Linked DNA regions of Homo sapiens: all the other regions are linked to region 3. The links are chromatin loops, found by intact Hi-C in ENCODE. Cell type or tissue: psoas muscle. All regions are shown on one strand.

Evidence for each region. Hi-C counts contacts between places; a loop is a spot of excess contacts. Peaks named below come from ENCODE experiments on the same cell type or tissue, not always from the same donor. Only the 100,000 strongest peaks of a DNase experiment are listed, where the experiment ranks them.
Region 1: a loop joins it to region 3, with 2.6 times the contacts of the local background. A loop is called at or near these places in 9 of 110 quality-filtered maps.
Region 2: a loop joins it to region 3, with 6 times the contacts of the local background. A loop is called at or near these places in 73 of 110 quality-filtered maps.

Annotation. Positions count from the first base shown.
Region 1 is chr10:24,241,344-24,243,843 of GRCh38, forward strand. The region is part of intron 2 of KIAA1217; the gene reads left to right. Among named protein-coding and RNA genes, the nearest start is that of MIR603, 33 kb to the right of the region's middle. In psoas muscle, no CTCF peak of the experiment used is centred here; no DNase peak of the experiment used is centred here; H3K27ac peaks cover 1,196 bases.
Region 2 is chr10:23,993,469-23,995,968 of GRCh38, forward strand. It overlaps a transcript of KIAA1217 not described here. Among named protein-coding and RNA genes, the nearest start is that of KIAA1217, 210 kb to the right of the region's middle. In psoas muscle, a CTCF peak has its summit at 1,187 (motif pointing right); a DNase peak (open chromatin) is centred at 1,193.
Region 3 is chr10:24,359,279-24,361,778 of GRCh38, forward strand. The region is part of intron 2 of KIAA1217; the gene reads left to right. Among named protein-coding and RNA genes, the nearest start is that of MIR603, 85 kb to the left of the region's middle. RefSeq lists enhancers at 1,231-1,310, 1,341-1,400. In psoas muscle, a CTCF peak has its summit at 1,454 (motif pointing left); a DNase peak (open chromatin) is centred at 1,433; H3K27ac peaks cover 614 bases.

The DNA.
Region 1 (2,500 bases), 120 kb before region 3:
TTAAGTATGCCAAAGGAGCCAGGGTATTTATATTTTTATATTAATTATGCTTTTGCCACTTTTTTCTAGACAGGCTACAGAAGTGATATTAATTTACTTTTTACTGGTACCTACTGATAGGAGCTCCAGTACTGCACAGACTTAAAATTTTAAATTCTACCTGCCTGAAATTTTTCTTGGCCATACAAGTAGAGTCGGATTTTAATGTTACAGGTATTTTCGGAGTGAGAACCCAAGTCACCAAGGGGCTGTGGTTGCTACAGGGTGCAGAAGGAGCCTAGGAGTCGAATATACTGTCCTTTATTCCTTCTGTATTCTAGACGTTGGCACTTCCTCCCTTGCCTCTATCCCAGACAGAAACACAGCCCATAATTATATCCTACATCCATTGTATGTAAGAGACAAATATGTTTTTCATTGTGCTATTTTTAGCCACAGTGTTTCTAGCTGGGGAAAACACTCTCTTCATTCCAGGGTTTTCTTAACAATTTTTCCAGTTTTTCCATGTCAGACTATTCAGAATTATTCAGGTTCCACACTCCTGGGAGAAGGCTCTTAATGAAGTATTGAGTAGGCTCATCGAGGGGGATTCTAGAGGGATTTTGGCATCTGAGCTGCTGAGCCTGAACTCATTCTATGACAGATGATGTCTGTGGTCCCATGAATTAGGCTGCATTGAGGACTCTCATTCCCAGCACTGTTTGGGGGCACTGGGAAAAGGTTGAGTTACCTTATCCCAAGGGTAGATCTATAAGGAGAAAAGCAAATATTTATTTATTTGTTTTAAATTTCTGCTTTTATTTTTAGATATAGGAGGTACATGTATAGGATTGTTGCATGGGTATACTGGATCCAGATAATGAGCATAGTACCCAATAGGTAGTTTTTTAACCCACATCCCACCTCCATCCCCACTCTAGTAGTCCCCAGTGTATTTTGTTCCCATGTTTACATCCATGTGTGCTCCATGTTTAGCCCCCACTTGTAAGTGAGAACATGTGGTATTGGGTTTTCTATTTCTGCATTAATTTGCTAGGAAAATGGTATTCAGCTCCATCCATGTTGCTGCCAAAGAAATGATTTCATTCTTTTTTATGGCTTTATAGAATTCCATGGTGAACATGTACCACATTTTCTTTATCCAGTCCACCATTGACGGACACCTAGGTTGATTCCATGTCTTTGTGGATAGCACGGTGATGAACATAGAAGTGCATGTGTCTTCTCGGTATAATGATCTATATTCCCTTGGGTATATACCCAATAATGGCATTACTGAGTCAAATGGTAGTTCTGTTTTAAGCTCTTTGAGAAATCTCCACACTGCCTTCCACGGTGGCTGAACTAATTTCACTCCCACCAGCAATGTATAAGCACTCCCTTTCCTCCACAGCCTCACCAGCATGTTATTTTTTGACTTTTTAATAACAACCATTCTGACCGGTGTGAGATGGTATCTCATTGTGGTTTTGATTTGCATATCTCTGATGATTAGTGACGTGGAGCATTTTTTCATATGTTTGTTGGCTTCTTGTATGTCTTCTTTTCAGAATTGTCTGTTTATGTCTTTTGTCCACTTTTTAATGGGGTTGTTTTTTGCTTGTTGATTTAAGTTCTTTACATATTCTGGACATTAGACCTTTGTTGGATGCATTCTTTGTGAATATTTTCTCCCATTCTGTAGGTTGTTTGCTCTGTTGATGGTTTCTTTTGGTGTACAGAAGCTCTTCAGTTTAATTAGGTCCCACTTGACAATTTTTTTATTGTTGCAATTGAAAGCAAATATTTATTTCATTCAAAGTTTTAGTTTCAAATATGAATCACAAAGCTGCAATTTTAGGGTAGAAAAGAGTTTTGAACTCAAACATGGTGCCAAAACTCCAAATAGGTTTTGAGTCACTGATGAAATGTTTCTTAAATTTTATTTTATTTTCTTTTAGATTCAGGGGGTACATGTGCATGTTTGTTTCATGGGTACATTGCCTACTGGTGGGGACTGGGCTTCTAGTGCACCCATTATTCAACTAGTGAACATCATAACCCATAGGTAATTTTTCAACCCTCACCCCCTTCCCACCCTCCCTCCTTTTGCAGTCCCCAGGGTCCATTATTTCCATCTTTATGTTCATATATACCAATTGTTTAACTCCCGCTTAATAAGTGAGAATATGCAGTATTTGTTTTTTTTGTTTCTGAGCTAGTTCACTTAGGATAATGGCCTCCAGCTCCAACCATGTTACTACAAAAGACGTGTTTCATTCTTTTTTATGGCTGTGTAGAATATTCACATATATACAGGAATATATATATATATATACACATCTATGAATGTGTAGAATATTCATATGTATGAATACATACGAATGAATATATATGTGTGTTTGTGTGTATATATAGGACTATATATACACATCTATGAATGTATACAATATTCATATATATGAATATATAAGAATGAATATATATGAGTTTGTGTATGTATATATACATATAGATCCTG
Region 2 (2,500 bases), 370 kb before region 3:
AGAAGCTCCATGGAAGATATCCAGGAGATTATCCAACTCTTTCAGATTTCCCAGAGTCCAAGAGTTTGGCTCTCCATAGCCCAGCTTTTTTTTTTTTTTTTTTTTGAGACAGAGTCTCATTCTGTTGCCTAGACTGGAGTGCAGTGGCATGATCTCAGCTCACTGCAACCTTCGCCTCCTGGGTTCAAGTGATTCTCCTACCTTAGCCTCCCAAGTAGCTGAAATTACAAGTGCATGCTACCACACCCAGCTAATTTTTGTGTTTTCATCAAAAATACATTTGGATTTTTAGCAGAAAACGGGGTTTCACCATTTTGGCCAGGCTGGTCTTGAACTCCAGACCTCAAGTTATCCACCCACCTCAGCCTCCCAAAGTGCTGGGATTACAGGCATGAGCAACCGCACCCAGTCTGTAGTCCACCTTTTGTAAGAGATGTGAATTGGGATGAGTCTTCCCGGTGTGCCTAAGTCTCAGCTCAGGCTCCTAAACATTCAAGAGAACAGAGAAACTGTCCTGAGGTTACAGGCCTTCGCATTTCTCCTGATGCAGTGGATGGGATAGCAAGTACCAAGGCTTAGCGACTACTCTAGCTTGTGAGCAGATCTGGGGATCCCTAGAGGGAAAGAGGAGAATGTGAATGATTTAGAGTCGTCTTTGGTCTAACCTGGTCATGACTGTGCTGTGTTCCTGACCTGGCTTAGAAAAACCCTCCCATTGACAAGCCTTTCTTGGTTTCTACACCATAAGTTGATGACTATTGAAGCTGAACATGACCTCAATGGTCTTTTAGTTGGCATATTACACTTGGGTTGGGGTGTGGATATGTGGGAGTTTGAGGGATGGGGATTAGGTAGCTGAGGACCAGGGACATCTGATGTAGTGGAAATCTCCTTTGTGCTGATTTTAGGTCTCAGGACAGTCCCACAGCCCAACACCACCTTATCCATGGGACTATCGTGATCGTTGGGTTCTCCGGATGGAGTCCTAACATCGCCCTTTTAAGCAGTTGCCCTTTCTTTCTACTACCCAGGTCAAGCTTTGGAGAAATGGGACAGAAAGTCAAGGAGAGTTTTAACTTTAAACTCAGCAGCCTTTTTTGAAGGTGTCGCTGTGGAAGCCAAGATCATGTCTGGGATTGACCCTAAGGTTGATGGAAGGTTTCTGAGCATAGTTCAGCATCATCCCACCAGGGGGCAGTAGGAAGCTGTGTGCACAAACCATTTCATCTTGACCAAAGTCAAATCCGAACCATACAACTTTTCTGTCCTTGAACCGGAGCTTCATTAAAACCCTTGGGCAACATTTCAAACTTTAAAACTGTAGAAACTTTTAGTGAATATGGAAGCATTGTTAAGCGTAGGTTGGATTTTCTCTTCATAACCAATACAGGATTCAATTTTGCTGGGAGCATGTCATCATTTATTTTCTTGTCTGAAATGGCTGTTTTTCACTGGTTTCAAGATCTGAAATATGAATGCATTATTTACAATTATGTAATACCCTTACCCTGAGCTGTAAAATAAAAATTAAAAAAACTTGCTTTTCCGTGTCTTTTAAAGTGTTGCCTCCAATCCATGTTATTAAAATTTAAAAGAGCCCAAGAGCAGCATTGGTAATAGCAGAGAACAGATTCACACTCAGATTCATTTTTGTTTAGCACTTGCCGTGTGCCAAGCATTGCCCTGGGAACTAGGAGTACAGGGGTGGCTCTGTTCCTCGGGGAGATCATGGTCTCCTGGAAGATCCTACAAAATAACAGAAGACCAAGTCCCCTGTGCTCTGGAGTAATTAGAATGCTGCTCTTAGCTTTTAGGCAAAAAGCTAATCAAATTGGTAAATGGGAAAAAGAAACACAATAGAATCCTTTCTGGAAAAACCACTGCTTAGGAAACCTGACATGTTCATAATTGCAGGATTTGGGGTAAAAACCCCTCAAAGCAAATTTCCTACTTTATCAATTCCATTACAGCCAATTATGGCCTGTGTGTGTGTGTGTGTGTGTGTGTGTGTGTGAGTGTGTGTGTTGTGTCTATATATAACGAAATTAGGGCAAATGGCTTCCTCATTATTAAGAGAGCATTTTTCCTTCCTACTTGAGTTTTCATTATTTCCTAAGTAATATTTTCTCAGTGCAATTTTGCAAATGTAAGATACCCGGGAATAGATACAGGTTGAAGCGGCAATCCAGGGACTGTCTCATAAAAGCATTGAGAAGTTTGGAAGCACATTAAGTTTTTAGATTGAAACAGCAATAAAATAATGTCACTGTGTTATGAACCAGGTGCTGCCTGCCTGCCTGATGTGTCTTGATTCTAATTAGTTAAACAGTAAAAATGGAGCCCTTATTTTTTTGGCAAGGTTAAGCGTATGGCTGAACATGCTCAGCACAGGACAGTGATTTGCAAACTCTGAATCCTGGTCCCCAGTCTATTCTTGACTTTGGGAAAGTCACTTCGCCTCTTGTTTCTTATTTCTCTTGAGTAAAATGGAAGCCATGAA
Region 3 (2,500 bases):
TACGGAGTCTCAGCATGTTGGCCAGGCTGGTCTCCAACTCCTGGCCTCAAGTGATCTGCCCGCCTCGGCCTCCCAAAGTGTCGGGATTACAGGCATGAGCCACCATGCCTGACTTAGCTTTCATTTGATGAGAATATTAATTATTTCAAATTGCTCATAAATCTGCATTACTGTATGTCAGATATTGGCTTTAGCATTTTTCTCAAGTTATTTCATACAACAAAGTATAATATAAACATCATTATTACTATGTCATGAATGAAGAAAGTGTACATGAAACATGCCTAAGGTAATATGCCCAAAGTCTCACAGATAGTAAGTGTTGAAAATGAAGCTTACGCCCAGTTCTTTCTCTTTCCAGAAATTATACTTTCAACCACTATCCTATATTCACTATAGGATTACTTTAGATTCTAAGATTCCTTAGGAAATTAGAAATTCTTAGAATTAGAAGCTGTTGGGATATCACCCTGAACTCTTTTTTGTTAAATGTTGCTGCTTTTTAGTTTATTTACCCTTGAAGGTCTTTGAGGCTTTATATTTTATTATTGTTATATCAACTATAATTCTTAGTGTGACTTATAAAGTCTCACAAGGCTACGTAATTTTATTCCATCTTTAAGTATTTTAAACAGTTAGAAAAGGAATTATATTACAATTAGATTTCTCAATTTAGTAGCTCTTTTTTTTTAACCCAAATAATCAGAAATTACTTTGCTCCCCCAGTTACTGACAGACTGTGTATCTTTAGGATATAATTACTTTTTTTTTTTTTTTTTTTTTTTTGAGACAGACTCTTACTCTGTCGCCCAGGCCGGAGTACAGTGGCACAATCTGGGATCACTGCAACCTCTACCTCCCGGGTTCAAGCGATTCTTGTGCCTCAGCTTCCCGAGTAGCTGGGATTACAGGCACACGCCACCATACCCGGCTAATTCTTTGTACTTTTAGTAGAGATGGGGTTTCACCATGTTGGCCAGGCTGGTCTTGAACTCCTGACCTCAAGTGATCCACCCACCTTTGCCTCCCAAAGTGCTGGGATCCTGTCACGCCCGGCCAAGATAGAATTACTTTCAAGACTATTTCCCAACGTTTGGTCTTGTTATATTCTTTAGTTTTGTGTCATGAGGCTACTAATTTTTTATTCCTCAGTGGTAACTTTATGAAATCTCTTAGACTTGCAGCAATCAAGCCTCTCCCTTCTATCGTGGGCTTTAACTATGCAAGCAGTCAGCCCATTACAGTTTTTTCACAGACTGGTTACATTCAGCCCGAGTTTGAACCAGGGCCATTTGGGGGCATTTGGAGAGGATGAAGATGGACCAAAAGCAATCAGTTGACCTGTGTCTTGTTTCCTCTTGAATTTGGGATTTCAGCTGCCTCCTTTGATTATGCTGGAGACTGTATCATACTCGCTAGGTTCAGGGCACCCCCTTGTGGTGCAACTCGAAACGTAATCAACGTGAGGAAACAGAATGATGGCCAAATGACGAGGAATGAAGAGGCCACGCATGTAGATATGATTTTATTGTTCTTCCCATTTTTAAAACTCTCAAATCAAATCTCCTGTTTTTCTCCTGTTGTTTCAAATTTATCAGTAGTTATTTCAATGCTAAGTGGTTTTTTTTTTTTGGAGGTAGAAACAAATCAGAAAAGCAAGCACAAATAATTTAATGCTACATCTCGGGAGTTTTTAAAAAAATTTTATTACAAAAGTAACCATGGATATTCTAGGAATGTTAGAAATAATAGACTAAGAGTAGGAGAATTATTTACAATCCCATGACCCACATAGAATACTTGTGTTAATATTTTGGTGTATATCCTTCTCCTATTTTTTTCTAGGCACATAGACTCAAAGGAAAGAAACCACATGCCACAAGCACATGCCATTTTTTTTTCTTATTTATGTTATTTTATTTTTTGAGACAGGGTCTAACACTGTCACCCCGGGCTGGAGTGTAGTGGCGCAATCACAGGTCACTGAAGCCTCAACCTACTCAGGCTCAGGTAATCCTCCCACCTCAGCCTCCCAAGTAGTTGGTACTGCAGGCAGACGCCACCATGCCTGGCGAATTTTTGTATTATTTGTAGAGATGAGGTTGCAACATGTTGCGCAGGCTGGCCTTGAGCTCCTAGGCTCAAGCGATCTTCCCACCTTGGCCTCCCAAAGTGCTGAATTTACAGGTGTGAGCCACAGTGCCCAGCCCATTGTTTTCTAATATGATTTTATCCACTTAATTATATGTGTGAACTTCTTTCCCTCCTGTTACATGATAGCTACTTCATCATTGCATGTGGTTGCCTGGTTTTGTTGGTTCCACTGTGTGTGGGCAAATACCATATCATGCAGGGCCTCCTTGTAGATAACTGTAGATTATTTTCTTGGGTTCTTTATTAGAAATAGAATGGCTGGGCCAGGGGCGATGGCTCACGCCTGTAATCCCAGCCCTTTGGGAGGCCGAGGCGGGAAGATCACGAGGTCAGGAGATCGAGACCA